Regions from separate parts of the Mus musculus genome. Here region 2 is linked to region 1. A link is a loop called in an ENCODE intact Hi-C map of the cell type or tissue named here. Cell type or tissue: left cerebral cortex. All regions are shown on one strand.

What was found. Hi-C counts contacts between places; a loop is a spot of excess contacts. Peaks named below come from ENCODE experiments on the same cell type or tissue, not always from the same donor. Only the 100,000 strongest peaks of a DNase experiment are listed, where the experiment ranks them.
Region 2: a loop joins it to region 1, with 2.5 times the contacts of the local background. A loop is called at or near these places in 18 of 42 quality-filtered maps.

The regions. Positions count from the first base shown.
Region 1 is chr17:29,712,332-29,720,331 of GRCm38, reverse strand. It overlaps Ccdc167 (coiled-coil domain containing 167), which reads left to right and starts at 3,315. Exons shown (of 4, transcript NM_026782.2): 1 at 3,315-3,398. The coding sequence starts at 3,357. In left cerebral cortex, a CTCF peak has its summit at 6,587 (motif pointing left); DNase peaks (open chromatin) are centred at 1,420 and 3,283; H3K4me3 peaks cover 1,352 bases; H3K27ac peaks cover 763 bases.
Region 2 is chr17:29,873,099-29,881,098 of GRCm38, reverse strand. All of the region lies in intron 1 of Mdga1 (MAM domain containing glycosylphosphatidylinositol anchor 1), which reads left to right. Among named protein-coding and RNA genes, the nearest start is that of Mdga1, 11 kb to the left of the region's middle. In left cerebral cortex, no CTCF peak of the experiment used is centred here; a DNase peak (open chromatin) is centred at 7,286; H3K4me3 peaks cover 303 bases; H3K27ac peaks cover 893 bases.

The DNA of each region.
Region 1 (8,000 bases):
TCTCAGTGAAGAGTCCTCAGAGGAATAGCAGGCAGGTCTCTGTACTTGCCAGGGTCACGTGGGGTGGGCTAAGACCTGAGTGGATTACTGGGTGCCCGGGCATCCTCTACCCACAGCACACCATCAGCACAATTTTGTGTTGCCCTGACACATCAAACTGTGACTGATGTCCCAGCTCAAGGACAAGTGGTGAGAGAGGCGGCAGACCCCTCAGTGGAGATGCCTGTGCATGCTGTGGCTGCAGTGTACTCCACACCCCAGGTATCTGCCTCAAATGCAAATCAACACGTGTGCTATAGGCAGGTGAAGGCTCACAGAAACCAGGCTCAAGACAAGAAAACAAACGGCAGTGACTGGTGGCTCCTCGGTCCTGTGGACTCTCCTGGTCACTCATTCTGCAGATGCAACTTCTTAGCAGGTCTCATGGGGACCTTCCACACCTGGCATGATGACCCTTACCAGATGTGAAAACTGAGGCCTGGAAAATGGAAGTACCTTGCTCCACATTGCTACTTTGTACAGCTGCAAAATGATTCCGGTGCAGTTGGAGTCCAGGAGGGCTTCACCTTAAAGTTCCCCTTTCACTATAACTCACAAAGAACTTGGTTCCAGTCCATTGAGTTTTTTGTTGTTCTTTTTGTTATTGTTTTTCTTTCTTGGTTTCTCAAGACAGGGCTTCTCTGGGCAGCCTTGGCTGTTCTGGAACTCAGTCTGTAGACCAGGCTGGCCTCGAACTCAGAGATCCACCTGCCTCTGCCTCCCAAGGACTGGGGTTAAAGGCGTGCGCCACCAACAACCGGCTTTAAAAAAAGATTGATTTACTTTATTTTTGTGCTTCAGAGTTTTGTCTGTCCATCACGTGTAGGCAGCGTCCAAGGACGCCAGAGGAGAGCATTGGATGCTAATAAGCGGGAGTTACAGGCTGTCATTAAACACTGTGTAAATCGGGTGTGGTGGCGCACACCTTTAATCCCAGCACTTGGGAGGCAGAGGCAGGCGGATTTCTGAGTTCGAGGCCAGCCTGGTCTACAGAGTGAGTTCCAGGACAGCCAGGGCTACACAGAGAAACCCTGTCTCAAAACAAAAGCAAAAAAAAAAAAAAAAAAAAAAAAAAAAAACCAAAACCAAAACCAAAAACCCACTGTGTAGATGCTGGGAATTGAACCAAGAGGTCCCATGCAGGGGCCAAAATGCTCTTAACTGTGGTGCCCTCTCTCCAGCCCCTCGTCTTGAGCATTTTATTCCATCATCAGACCCAGAGGAGGAGGTCTGTTGAAAAAAAGACATGGAAGTTGAGCGCTTTGGTAACTTTGTCCTAAACTGGGAAGAGATGAGACCCACATGAGGCACACCCAGAGTTCTGTGGCTTTTTCTTGGTGCCAGAGAAACACAGAAGGAGCCACTTCTAAAAGAACACAGTGCTTCTCCTTCTCGTCTTCTCACCTCCCCTGGGCCAGCGCCTGTGATAATTGGGAAGCAGAGTCTGTTTTTTCTGGGACGGAACCAATGCTGGAAGGGTTGTTGATTGACAGCTGATAGACAATGTTCTCGAGGAAGATTTTCTTGTGCCGGGTGTTAAGCTGAGAACTGCACTAAACAACTTCAGCAGCCTGCGTCCTGTTCAGGTAGAATTTACTACCTGTTCCCTCTGCAGGTCGCAGTCAGGCAGCCAAGTGAGATGGTATCTCAGGTCCCTTCCAGCCCCATCACTCAAGGGCTCTATCATGAAGAAAACACAGATCTGAAAAAAATTTTTTTTCTCCTCCAAACACTGAGGTGGGGTTATTATTCACATAGAGAAACGGACTCGGGAGTGGAGATAAGTGGGTAGAAACAAGGAGCTTCGATTCTGGTCTCATCATCTCTGACCTAGTAATTCCACGGGGGCAAATTTATCTTTAGAAAGAGACACGGAAGGACAGAGCTGTGTGTGCACACAGGCCTGCTCTGTTCCCGAAGCAGAGAGGCCCTGCGGTGTGAGATAATATCCAGTACAAGAATGGAACGTAGGTACCTGAGGGATCTATGGCAGCTTTTTGAACCACATCCCCACTCTTTCAGACAACATCTATCTACTTTTAGTTTTTTTGCCATACCACAATTTTTTAAAAATTAATTATTATTATTATTATTATTATTATTAAGGTTTCACTGTTGTCCAGGCTGATTTCAAAACTGTGGACTCTAAATGATGCACCACCTCACTATCCTAAATAATTGAGACTACTCATATGTCCACCATGCTCAGCTAACTTTTTTCTTTTAATAAAAAAAACAAAAACAAAAAAACCATAGCACTTCACAGATGCTAAAGGTACTGACTTGTAGCTAGAGAAAGTACCCAAGATGCTGAAGGGGTCTGCAACACTATAGGTGGAACAACAATATGTACTAACCAGTACCCCCCGGAGCTTGTGTCTCTAGCTGCATATGTAGCAGAAGATGGCCTAGTCGGCCATCATTGGGAAGAGAGGCCCCTTGGTCTTGCAAACTTTATATGCCCCAGTACAGGGGAATGCCAGGGCCAAGAAGTAGGAGTGGGTGGGTAGGGGAGCAGGGCGGGGGGAGGGTATAGGGAACTTGCAGGATAGCATTTGAAATGTAAATTTTAAAAATATCTAATTAAAAAAATGAAAAAGAAAAGGTACTGACTTGTAAAACTTTGGTGGCAGCTCTATGTCTATGTCCTGTGGTAGGGTTATAGTCAAAACATCTCCAAGTCCAAGGTCTAAACACTCTAAAATCCTAAGCATGAACAAGCCTCTAAAAGAAAGCCAGAAGCCCAGGTAAGACCTAGGAATCTCAGGCTAATATGGTGTGCTGCGAGCCTTCTTCATGCCTTCCGTGATGTCTGCAGGCTGTTCTCATTTCACCAGAAAACAAGCTAATGCGAAAGAACACAGGACAGAAAGGATTAACGGTGCAAGACCATATTAGATCCCAAAGGGCAGAGCAGTTCAAGTTGGGACTGAAGGGCCAGGGCTTGCAGGCTGAGCCTTGCAGGAGCAAGAACATTTGAACGAGGATAGCCTAAAAAACGGTGCAGGGATGCCCTGAGGGATGCAAGAAGGAAGATGTTTGAAAAGAAAGAAGGAAGTTAAGATAAAAGCTCTCAAGTACGTAAAGAGGTCTCCACTCACGGGTAGACCTGAAACTGCTTCCCTGCACATCTTATACCCGGAGGCCGCCCCTCACAAACATGGCCGCTGCAGGATGGACGCGCCCCTTAACAAGATGGCGACGCAGAAGTCCCGCCTCCTTCCTCTGCACCGACCAATGAAAAAGAAGCACGAGGTCCTGCGCGTGCGTAGTGCGACTTAATGGGCTGGTCCAGCGCGGAAAAGACAGCAAGCAATATGACTAAAAAGAAGCGGGAGAATCTTGGTGTCGCTCAGGAGGTGAGGGGGAGAAGTCGGGTTCGAGTCACGTGGTTAGTCACTGTGTTCCGACGCAGGGGCGTCGATCGGCCCGGCGGCTGCGACGTCGAGGGTCAGATGGAGGAAGCGAGGGCGACGTGGCTTTGGGAGAGGCTGTGAAGGGAGGTGAAGGGTCACGATGAGGAAGGCAGGGATGGAGCTGAGAACCATCAGCTCCATCCCTGGTCAGGGGAGTCCCAAAGAAGACAGGCCATAGTGGGTATTCTAAAAGGAGAGACTCGGAGACTAAGGGAGACTTTAGCAGAAAGAGACAGGTGGGAACCAAAGGTGTTCGGGACTTGTAGGTGAGGGACCACCATGGAGCTAATAAGACTCCAGGGTGAGTGCGAGGCTATTATTCAGTATACTGCTAGTGGCTTAAACGTCTCCAGAGAGGGGAAGTTTTTCCTGTGGGGTATCAGCCTTGTAGCTTGAGGATCTTTGGAAATCTGCAGAGATTCCTAGAATTGGTGTTTGGGAAGGCCTTTAAAATAGTTTGTCATGCATGGAAAAAAAGCCGTCTGATGCATGTTTCGTTTGCATGTTCAATGAATTGTTGCATGTCTGTTATGCTCGTATAGACGAGGGAACTGAGGGTCTACGTGGAACTCAGGACATAGGTGGCACATGGTTATAGTCCCAGGGCTCAGAGATCTAAGCCAGCCTGGGATACAGAGCAACACTGCAAGGAAACGAAAAGGCGGAAGCCAGCTTAAAGTGGTGAAGGTGATAGAGCAGGGAATAATGCTCAGGTGGGCTTCCTGGAAGTGGGGACTCGTTTCCTCTCCCTTACAACGAAGGCATGTTCAGCCTGGGCCCTTGGGCCACTGGTGTTCCAGTACATCTAGGAATGTGATACAGCATGCTTGTAGATGACAGCATCAGGCTTCAATGTCAAAATATTGGACGCCCTCGAGGCATCCTCCCAGAGGTTACTTATCTCCTCAGTGATCCCTTTTTTGTTTGTTTGTTTGTTTGTTTTTTTCAGACAGGATTTCTCTGTGTAGTCCTGGCTGTCCTGGAACTCACTCTGTAGACCAGGCTGGCCTCGAACTCAGAAATTCGCCTGCCTCTGCCTCCCAAGTGCTGGGATTAAAGGCGTGTGCCACCATGCCTGGCTGCATTTTTGTTCTCTTTAGTGGTGGTTTGCTACTTTGAGGGATCCGTAAGCACCGCGCTGACGTGCTGTCTAGTGCTCCAGGACTGTGATGGGGCTTAGAGCGACAATCGGTTTGTTACATAAACCATTTTTCAGGTGTGGAACAACTCAGTATTATGTGGTCCTTTGGGCAGTGAGTTCAACGCTAATGAGAACTGTACGTTTATTAAATAAGATCTCTTTAACAGAAGTACACACCAGAGAACATTGTATGAGTTGATGATAACGTTGACCAGAGCATTATGGAAGCCCAGCCCACTTCAGTATTTGTTAATGAATGTTATCTCAGTTTTAAAGAATATAAGTACTGGGGTTGGAGAGAAGGTTCAGTAGTTAAGAGCACGGGCTGTTCTTGCCTCTCCGGACACCAGATATGTATGTGGTGCACAAACATATAAGCAAAACATTCGTAAGAACTCGTATGGCTAGTTCTGGTGACATAATGCCTGTAACCCAGCACTTGGGAATCAGGGGAAGATCACAAAACCTTCATAGCTCAACCCTTGCTACATGTGATCCTGGCTCAAATACACAAACAAAAAGTATAGCAATCACATAATCAGTCTGTCTTAATATGAAGGTGGCCGTGGGCAGTGTGACTGTAGCAGCTCCGGTGAGACCTCATTTAAAGCTAATTGTGTGCTTAGGCGGCTGAGGTAGGAAGCTCGTGAGTTTAAGGTCAGCGTAGACAATAGTGAGAAAACCAAAACCCACTTCTTCGTAAGAAGAGGAGGTGGCATATATTCTGTCCACAGCCTTTCCGCTTACCAGGGTTCTGCCATCTTATCAGCAAGATTAGGACCACCCCACTGGTATGCTCTTCGTCAAGAAGAGAATAGAGAAAGTGCCTGCTGCGTTAAGGACTCTGGGCCCAGAACTGCCCACTTTCTATTCCTACGAACCAAGGTGCACCCCCCACTACCTGCAGGGCAGCGGAGACTGGGCTGGGCTCGTCAGCTAAGAGGCCACATGCCCAGCTGCAGTCTCATCACCAGGGGAGTTGGGAGCAGATCTCCCTGCAGAGCACACCTCTCCTCACCATGTGGCTGTCAGGTGCCCGGAGCATGCCTGGCATAAGGTGGCGGAGGACAGACAGGGACTCCTTCATCACCCCAACCATTTAAATCTATCCCCTTCTTCCTGCTTTCATTTCCACATCTGTAATATGGAGGAGAAACTCCTGTCTTTTGTCAGGCTGACACAAATCAATCTTCTATCTATCTACCTATCTATCTACCTCTACCTACGCTAGGGCTAGAGCCCAGGGCTTCCTGCCTGCTAGGCAGGTGATCTACCATTGAGCTACACCATCAACTTTTGAAGTGTTTGAGTTTGACACAACGTGTATTCTCTTAGTGCTTTGTATGGGAGCAGATCTACCCATTTTGCAGCCTTATGAATGGTAGGGTGCTGGCTAGTTTTTTGTCTGGTTGACACAAACTAGGGTCATCTAAAAAGGACCTTCAAGAAATTGCCTCCATCACATTGGCCTGTGGGCAAATCTGTGGGGCATTTTCTTGAGGAATGATTTGAGGTGAGAGCAGGTGGTCCCGGGTTGTATAAGCAAGCAAGCAGGCTAGCCGGGCATGGTGGCGCACACCTTTAATCCCAGCACTTGGGAGGCAGAGGCAGGTGGATTTCTGAGTTCGAGGCCAGCCTGGTCTACAAAGTGAGTTCCAGGACAGCCAGGGCTACACAGAGAAACTCTGTCTCAGAAAATAAAAAAAAAAATAAATAAATAAATAAAAAAGGAAGCAGGCTGATATATATAAGTACTGGGTTGCCATGGTTGCAAGCCAGTAAGCAGCACCCTCCATGGTCTCCGTATCAGCTCCTGCCTCGAGTTCCCTTCATGATGAACTATAAACCTTGAGTTGAAGTGAGAACTGGAGAGATGGCTCAGCGGTTAAGAGCACTGACTGCTCTTCCAGAGGTCCTGAGTTCAATTCCCAGCAACCACATGGTGGCTCACAACCATCTGTAATGGGATCTGATGCCCTCTTCTGGTGGGTCTGAAGACAGCTATGATTTACTCATATAAATAATATAAATAAATAAATATTTAAGTTGAAATGAATCCTTTCTTCCCCAAGTTGCTTTTGGTCATATTGTTTATCACAGCAACAGAAGAGCAAACCAGAGCTGATCCTGGTACCAAGATCATGGTTACTGCAGTGACAGACCTGACCATGTTGTTTAGGGAGGATTGTGGAGGCATTTAGAACGTGGGGCTGGAAATACCATTAGTGATCAAAGCTTAATGAGCTGTTTGTGGGAGCCTGGAAAAGAACCCAGAGCAGCACAGACCTTGGAGACCTGGCTTGTAACGTTTCAGGGCAAATAGAAGACTCGCTCAGGACTGACCGTAGGCTGGTTTGTATTGAGAACATGTATGTAGCTCTGGTCAGCTGTGACTGAAGAACCTGCTGTGATTTAACAAGAGACCCGCACAGTAGGCAAGCCCTCTAGCACTGAGCTATATCCCCAGCACATTTTACCCCCTCAGTAACACTACGCTCTTACAGATGTTTGCATGGATGTTTTAAATATTGGTAAATATACAGATGTATAAAAACATATATCTTCGGTTTTGTCACTAGGATGACTTTTTGCTGGGATAGTCAAGGTTTTGAAACCTGTAATCCTGGGCCTTCGCAGAGACCTGGCATCTGGCTGTTTCTCCGCTTCCTCTTCTGTTGCCCCCAGCGGGTCTTGAGTATTGAATGTGCACTGATGCTCTGTAGCAGTAGATATTGTCCTCTTATTAAAAGTCTTGCGCTCAGAGCTAGTGAAGTGGTGATTTAATCAAAAATGTTTGTTAATCTGACGAGTGCAATAAAAGCCCACAAGTGAGATCTCAGCACCTGCAAACAGCCCTCGCTTACTTGTTGTAATGAAACAATTACCAAGCAGGTGGCCCTCACTCGAGGGTGGCCACGGGCCAGCTGTGCCAGGTGGTTACCGCTAGGGTAGCCAGACCCCCTTTTAACTCTTCAACTCTGCTTCCTGTGAGACTCAGTCAGGAACAACTGACTATGTGTTAGATTCTGAAGTCACCACCCCAAATTGGACAGGGAAAGTTCGGCCTGGTAGGAAACTTGCTTGCATTTTGAGCTGTGACAGAAGCTGGCCTGCAGCCTTCAGCCACTTGGCCTTAAGATACTAAGTATGAGTCTCGGCTGCCTCCACCTTGCGGCACTCGTGTTTGAACCCAGTGCCTTCTGCATGCTTGGAAGGTGCTCTGCTGCCGAGCTAAGTCCCCAGCCGACATCCTGAAGGAGATAACTGGGCTAGATTTGGTCCTAGTACACAATTCTTGTCCGTTTGGAGAGTTTTGTCTGTCGGGTTTCAGAAGACTGGAGTGTGTGTCTTAACGCACATGGGAATGGTGGCTAGGCTCCTGCCCTGGTTCAGAAGTTCAGTAG
Region 2 (8,000 bases), 160 kb before region 1:
AGCTTGGGAAACAGCCAGTGCAAAGGCCCTGGGGCACGGACAAAAGCTGGCTGGTTAGGACAAAATTCAGGAGTCTGTTGTGAGGAAGAGAAAGAGCAGGAGGAGGAAGGAGGGGAGTGGATAGGGTCAATCAAAGGAGAACCTCAGTTTCTCTGTCTGGAAGGTGGGTTTGCCACTCCTGGGGTTCACAGGGAAGCCTCCCTGGGATGCCAATACTTTGGCAGCTTTGAGGTGAACTATGGGGACTAATTCTCAGGAATTAGTCAGGTCAGATGTCTGGGACATTGAAGATTGTGTAAGAGTTTAAGTGGGATGGGACACGGTGGAGGGGTTTGGGGCCTAAGAGGAGAGCAAGGGGGAAGTTTTCAACTGAGTTCCTTGAAGAAGGGGAAGGGGGTGAAGTGGAGACCCTGCAGAACACGGTCACAAGACCAGAGCGAGGCAGGGAAAGAGATCCCATGGGGACAGGAGCTGACAATGGCCCGTGGTTTGCAGTTGGGGAGCGGGCTCACAGTGGGAAAAGGCAGAATAAAAAGCTGTTGATTAGACAGATTTGGGGCAGGGGAGTGAAAAGGGCGGGGGCTGGACTTCTGAATTGCTGCTTGATCCTGTCCCAGCGTGAAACCCCAGAAGAGAAGCTGCCCAGGCCAGACTTCTGTCAGTGGGCAGACAAAGACCTAGGCAAATAGCTTTAATGGTTGGGGTTTTGTTTTGAGGTGGGCTGGCTCGGTTGTCAAGAGTGACCTTGAACTTCTGTCCTTCCTGCCTTTGCGTTAGAAGAGCTGGGAGCCTTGAGGACTGAACTCGGGGCTTTGTGCATGCGAGGCGAGGACGCTGCCTACTGAGCCACGATCCTAGCGCTGAGTGTGGATTTGAAGGGGAGCTTTGTGCATAGGTTGCGTGGCAGGGAGGCTGGTGTGTGAGGAGAATGCAGATCAGAAGAGGTTACTATGTGCCTGGACTTATGTCCACAAAGCAATATGGACATCACCAGAGAAGGGATGTGTCCATGAGGCTAGTGGCTGAGGCCAGGGTCCTGAAATGTACCCATGTCTAGGGAGAAGAGAGGGAAGAGATAAAGTCGATCTTGTTTGGGAGGCATGTCAGGCTTGAGAAGGGATGGGGGACCTGGAAGGCAGGGGCAGATTTGAGGGGTACTGGGTGAGGTAGAGGAGGAGGTGTTTCAGGCTCCACTGAGGGCTGGAGGTCCCCCAACTTTCCTCAGGAGGGCCTTGGTAAAACTCAGATCTAGGCTGTTCCTAGCAGAGACACTGGCTGGTACCAGTGGATTGCTCTTTGCCTCACAAGGGCAATAGGCAGGCAGTCAGGGCCCAATGGGTACCTGGCTGCCTCTTCAAGGAGAACCTCAGTTTCTCCGTCTGGAAGGTGGGTTTGCCACTCCTGGGGTTCACAGGGAAGCCTCCCTGGGATGCCAGTACTTTGGCAGCTTTGAGGTGAACTATGGGGACTGTCTCGGGAGCAGAGGCGGTGGCCGCAGACAAGGAACGTCCCCGAGTGGGTGCAGCATGGAAGCAGAGTGTTGAGGTAGGAAATAGTGGCTGCACATTTGAGAAGTATGGAGGACCACGGGGGCCTGAAGTGAATCTAACCTGAGTCCTGCTCCTCTAACCCTGGTAGAAGGTGGTGGCTTCGGTGTGCGTGGTGCCTTGATGGCTTGGGAGAAGCTACCCCAAGCTCTTTTTGGTTCCCTTCTGGCCCCAGAGCCAGCCAGGATGCTAGGATTATCTGGTGGGTTCGAAATGGTGAGGTGGCTTGTTTAAGTCTTCAGGAAGTTATCCACAGTGCAGGCTGGACCCCCCGCCGCAGGAGCTCTGCAGACAGGAAGCCCTGAAATTGGTGCTTTGCTATAGAGGCTTCGTGGATCGACACGGTTACATCAGAACAAGTCAGGCCCAGCTGCATCTTCTCCCTGGGATGTCGCCAGGGCATGTCTGGACTTCCAGGCCACTGCCCAAGCTGAGGGTCAGGCAAGCTCCACCCCACTCTGGAGCGTTAATGCAGTCCCCTTATTATTCCCAAAGTCACCAGCTGCAGCCTTTTGGCTTGGATGGTTCTCATAGAAGATTCGGGCAGGGAGATCGGGATACCACTTTATTCCTGCCTTTAACCACAGAGTATCCTCATCCCAAACCAGCTAAGGGCTGAAAGTAACGTGTGTGTGTGTGTGTGTGTGTGTGTGTCCCTAAGGTGCTCCCCACAGCCCTCATTTTCCAAGTGGAAAGGTTGAGGGTCAGGCTGAGTGATATATCGAGGTCCTACAGTCAGCAGGTAGGTGGTAGAATCGGGATTTTAACTCAAAGCTGCCCAATGACAGACTTCATGCCTGCCTGTACTACAACTGTGAGGCTCCTGTGGTTTGTTCCCTAGACTTTCTTGGGGGGATGGGTTGATTCCTGAAGCGGCATGAGGAGCCCTGGTGTCCTTCAGGGATCATGTTTACCTGCGAAACCCTGAGGCTTCATTCTCTGGCTCCTCGGGTCCAGGGGTTGCTCCGGGCCCTTTCCACCTCGGGGTCTCTGCTTAGACAACAGCCCCCGGCTTGGCTGCACATAAGATAACCCAGGACAGCCCAACAAATATCAGTGCCCCCGAGTTGTCATGCACACTGAAATCAGCATGTCTGACATTTTGGCCAGTCTTTTTTTTTTTTTTTTTTTTTTTTTTTTTTTTTTTTTTAAGAAACAGACAGGGTTTCTCTGTGTAGCCCCGGCTGTCCCGGAACTCGATCTATAGACCAGGCTGGCCTTGAACGCAGAAGTCTGCCAGTTTCTCCCTCCTGTGTGATGGGATTAAAGTCGTGTGCCAGCATCATCCAGGAAGCCTCCTTCCTCTCAAGAAGCTCTCTCAGCAGCCCCCGGGTGGCTTCTGTTTACATTGAGCAGCCTCGGGTTCCTTGGCCGTTTTAAATGTAAGGGAGGCTATAATAAAAATGAAAAGGAGACAGATATGGAGGTAGATGGGTGGAGAGCGAGACACCAGCCTCCAGTCCGCTGCTGTCCTAGTTGGAAGTTTGTAAATGTCCATGTCAGGGGTCCGTCTCAATTGCTCATCCCCTTGACCTGTGGCTCTCTGATTGGCTGGACCGGCAAGCCCCAAGGAGCTGCCTGGTGGCGCATGCTCAGAACGTGAATACAGCCCTGTCTCCCTTTATCTTTTTTTTTTTTTTAAGATTTATTTTATTTTTAGTTATGTGTCTCCGTGTGCCTTTGGAAGCTAGAACAGGTCATTAGGTCCCCTGGGGCTGGAGTTATAGGTGACTGTGGGTGCCCAATGTGGGTGTCCGGCCCTCTGAACTTGGGTCCTCTGCTTAGGGCAGCAAATGCTCTTAACTACTGATCATCTTCCCAGCCCAAGCCTGGCTGTTTCAAGCAGTGCTGGGGGTAGGGGTGGGGTCCCAACAGGGTGTGGCAGACTTAGCCATCCTTCTGTGGCCTCAGGTCACCCAGATGTGGATCTCTGAAATTGAGTGTGGAAGGAGACTTGAGACCAGAGATAGCGGCAAGGCCTTCCAGCTGTGCAGCAAGCACCCTGCTCACCACTGAACCATCTTCCTTTCCCACTTGACTGAAAAGGTCTGAGTGGTGAGAATGGCCATACTTCACCTGCTCCCTCTGCAGCCCTCTCTCAGGTGAGACAAGGCCTTGGAGAAGACCCAAAACAAAGCAGGCAAGTGACTTGTCTACAGTCACTCAGAATTTCCTGTAAGAGTCTTGCCTGGAGTCCTACCTGCTTGTGGCTCTGTCCCTTTTCCCAAGTGCTCCCTGCCCTCCGAACCCCTCTGTCCTGGCTCAGAGGCTCTCCATGGAGTCTCTCTCCACTAGCAGGTGTCTCATTTCAGCCTGAACTTTGTGGCCTGGGGAGTGGAAGCTTCCTGGCTTGTAGGGCCAGACCCTGAAGGGCTGGGAAGTCCTTCTGAGGTGACCAAGTTCATTTGCTAACTTCTAGGGAGCCCACTCTCTCATGAGAGCATGAAGATCCACTACAATTTCCTTTGCCTTTCTTTGGGCCTTTATTTTGGGAAGTTCTTGCCACTGTCTGACCTTATTTCAACTTGCTAGAACATAACCTGATGTCAGAAAGACCCGGATAACCCGAGTGTGCCCGAATCTGTCCTTGGCTCCAGCCTTTTTTTGTCTTGACATCTTGACGGAGGCTCATTTCTCCAACTCTGAGTGGAATCCTGGGAGGGCTGAGCTGGAAGGGAACTGAATTCCAGTGGCCTGATCCCTTGGGTCCGGTTCTAATGCTCCAGTAAGATGCAGGAGACCGTGGGGAAGGTCGGGTTATCAACCTGCATCAGTGAAAGACCTGTGCAGTGAGGCTGGCTCCCCATAGAGCAACGGCAGAAGCACTAGAGGGTGTGGCAAACATCACTATAGCCTCATGCAGGCATCAGGGCTCAGCCACACCACTGTAGCCTCGTGCAACCCAGCACATCTGGATCTCTGTAGGAAAAGAGCTAAGATCAGAGAAGAAAAGTGTGTGAAGACCACACAGCCATCATGTGACCAGGCTGACATCTATAGCCATGTAGAGGGACTCTCTCGAATCTCTTTCAGTATCCTGCATCACCTCTTTGGTATGTCACTATGGTATTAATGAATTCCTGCCTCTCCTTGCCCCTGAACTCCATTCCAAATCTCCCACTGCCTCATTGCCCCCCGCCCCAAGATGGGGTGATGTGCTTGCTTTGAGTCGGGTGGGATGGATGTTGGAAGCCTTAATGGAATGCTTCCTTGTGAGTGGGGTGGGACAGGAGCTTGCTGATACACTTCCCACAAGATCCACCATGCAGTCAACAGCCAGCCGGCAGGGTACAGCACCATCTCCAGCTGGGGAGGCCTAGAAGCTATACCTTCTGCTTGAAGTCCAGGCCCAGTCCTAATGAGTAGGTAGTTCAGGTACAGGGGTATCCAGAGGTTGCCAGTGTTTGGGGTAAGGGAAGGGGTTGATTAGACACAGTGCGAACATGGTTATAGCCATGATGCTTCAGCGGGGGACACCATAGGCCATCATAGCTCCCTTGGAGCTGAAGTTTTAGGTAGCATGGGTTGAAGCAGGGAAGTGAACTCTGGAAATGAGGGCTACCCCCTCCCTTGAGGAGCCTGATTAAACCAGTTTCCCCTGTGTCCTTCTGGAGAGCTCTGGTTTGTAGCCGCCTCTCCTCCTGGGGTGGGTACACACCCACCTCTGCTTCCTCCATTGGCCAAGCATTCTTCCCTTCTGTAGGACTGTTGGTAAGGCTGACCTCTGAGTCCACCGAGCACAAAGGAACATTAGCTGTAGTGGCCGGGGTGGTGCCAAGCTCCACGCAGTGAATGGCTAGAGGGACACGGGGCACTGACAGCAGGTACCACCCCTCAGCCTGGTCTTTGTCGATGGAGCGCCGCCCTGATTTGATGAGCTGGAGGCCCTAGGCTCAAGCCTCTTTCTGGAGCTGCTCACCCCAGGGCGTGGGTTTCTCCTGTCAGTGGTCTTCAACCTTCCTAATGCTGTGACCTAACTTTAACAGTTCCTTGTGTTGTGGTGAGGACTTACCGCTGTGGCTACTTCAGAACTGTAGTTTTGCAACTGTTATGAACCGTAATGTAAATATCGGATATGCAGCTGGTCTTAGGTGACCCCTGGAAAAGGGTCATTCAACAACCTCAAAGGGGTCGCGACCCACAGGTTGAGAACCATTGCAGAGCCCCTTTCCCCTTTATTTGAGGATAAGGGTGAACCTGTCTTTGGAGGGGACGGGGTTAGGATTAGTGAGGACAAGCAGGGGCCCCCAGGGTACTTTGGATAGTGCTGCAAGTGGATTCCAGCTCTGAAGAATTCAAAGTCAGGTCAAAATGGGCGCAGCACCTGGCCCAACAGGCTGAGTTTTGAGGTCTACAGAATTCTGTCTATATCTTTCAGGAGTTTGCTGTCCTGCAGCCCTGAATAGCTGCAGTTTTCGTAGGGACCACAGAGGAACACCTCTGGCCTTTGGGGGTGCTTCCAACTGGGACCCCAGATGAATTCAGCACTTAGTGAGTACCTGCCGTATGTCACACATAAATGCTACACACAGCTCAGATCTGCTTCATTATATGAACTCTGTCTTTCAGCCGCAGAAACTGGTGGCCAGGTGAAGAAAGCTGGTGGCCTTGTTCTGTCTCCTCAGTGGGACCTGGGCTCACTTCGACTGAGATGTGATGGGTGTGTGTGTGCGTGTGTGTTTGACATGGCAGGATAGCCAGCAGATGTGAGTGCCTTTTCAAACTACCTCACTCCTGATACATTCAGAGGCTACAGCAAGCTCCACCCTACCTTGCCTTAGCTTTTCCAGACAATGTAGGCCGGTAGGTGCTGGCTCCTGAGTCCCAGAGTCAGAATACCCCTGTGTGGCTCCTTCTTTTTACTTTGGGAGGGGAGGAGGAAACAGGTGATGAGCTTGCCTTCTCCCCGCCCCCGGCCCCCCCGCTCCGCCCCGCCCCGCCCCACCCGCCCCGCCCCGCCCCACCCCGCCCTCCAGTTCTGTTGAAGGCAAACCTGAGACTGGCAAGTGTTTCTCACCATGGACCCTGACAGCTCTTGCCGCCTCACGCAGAGCCTCTTATCTCTCTCTCATACATGGAAATCTGGCGGGCACGTGTGAGTGTGTGCGTGGACGCGTACTGGTGCTGCATACAGATGGACGGATGTGTGCCCTGGGGACCTCCCCGGGGATTCTGATCAGCCACCTTTGTCCCCAGCCCTCCAACAGATTGTAGTTCCTGGTAGCCACCAGGCTCAGCCCCAGCACCCCAGGTTCAACCTGTCTCTTCCGGGCTCTGGTCCCTGCTGGGCAGAGGCCCTCTCCTCTCCCCCACCAGGAGGCCTGGGGTGGGGGGCAGGGGCAGGCCGAGGCTGGCCCGGAGCTCATGGCTAATTTTCCCGGCCGCAATCGATCCAGCAGCTTCTCCTGAGTCTATTAGCAGTCGGCAAGTGAAAATATCCCCCATCGAGAGCCCTGACCTGAGACAGTGAGGGATCCATAGCAATTTGTTCAAACAGAGGAGAGCGATTCCTTCTCATTTCTATTCCAATTTAGTCCAGGGAGAAGGGGGTCAGGCTGGGAGGCCAGAGCTGGACCCAGGCCTTGTCCACCGGGTCTCCAGTGCCAGCCAGGGTGGCAGCTGGTGCTACCCATAGTTCCTGGGGGAGCCTGGGAAGGAGGCCTGCCAGCCTTCCCGGCAGGCTTTGCTTGGCTGCCTGGGCCTGGTTGTGGGTTTGGTTTTCACAAAACACAAAGCCACCCGCCAGAGCATCATTCCCAGGCACCAGGCCCTGTGCCAGGCGTGCGCTCACCCAGGGCACTCTTGCCAGGAAAGAGTCTGGGCTGGTGCAGGACCACAGTGTCCCCAGCTGGGCCCAGCAGTAGCCTGGGGGAGGGGTCTGCCTTCTGAAGTGCCATGGCCAACCGGTTGTGGACAGCCATGCCTCAAAGGGCAGCCAGCACGTTAGGGCTCCTGTGAACCCAGGCTCCTACTTTGGGCTTGCTCAAAGCCAATGTTTTGCTGGTGGCCTCGTCAGGGAGTCTCTTTTAAGCTCCTTCAATAATACCTGCGTCCAGGGCTGGGGATGTAGAGCCGTTGGTAGAGGCTTGCCTAGCATGCATGAGTTGCTGGTTAGATCCCTGACAGGACATAGACTGGGTGGATGAGCACTGTGATCCCACCACTTGGGACATGAAGCATGTGGTCCAGGAGTTCAGTGTCATCCTTGGCTATGTAGTGAGTTCAAGGGCAGCCTGGGCTACCTGAGACCCCCTATCCTGAGAGAGAGAGAGAGAGAGAGAGAGAGAGAGAGAGAGAGAGAGGAAAAAAATACCTCCTTCCCCCTACGGGTAAACACCTAATGTACTCTGGTCACCGGGCTAAAGAAACCCCCCTTTCCCCATCTACCTCAGTTTCTCCTGGTTGTTCCTTTTGCTCTTAGGCATATCTTGTCCCCTCAGTCATCTGCCTGGC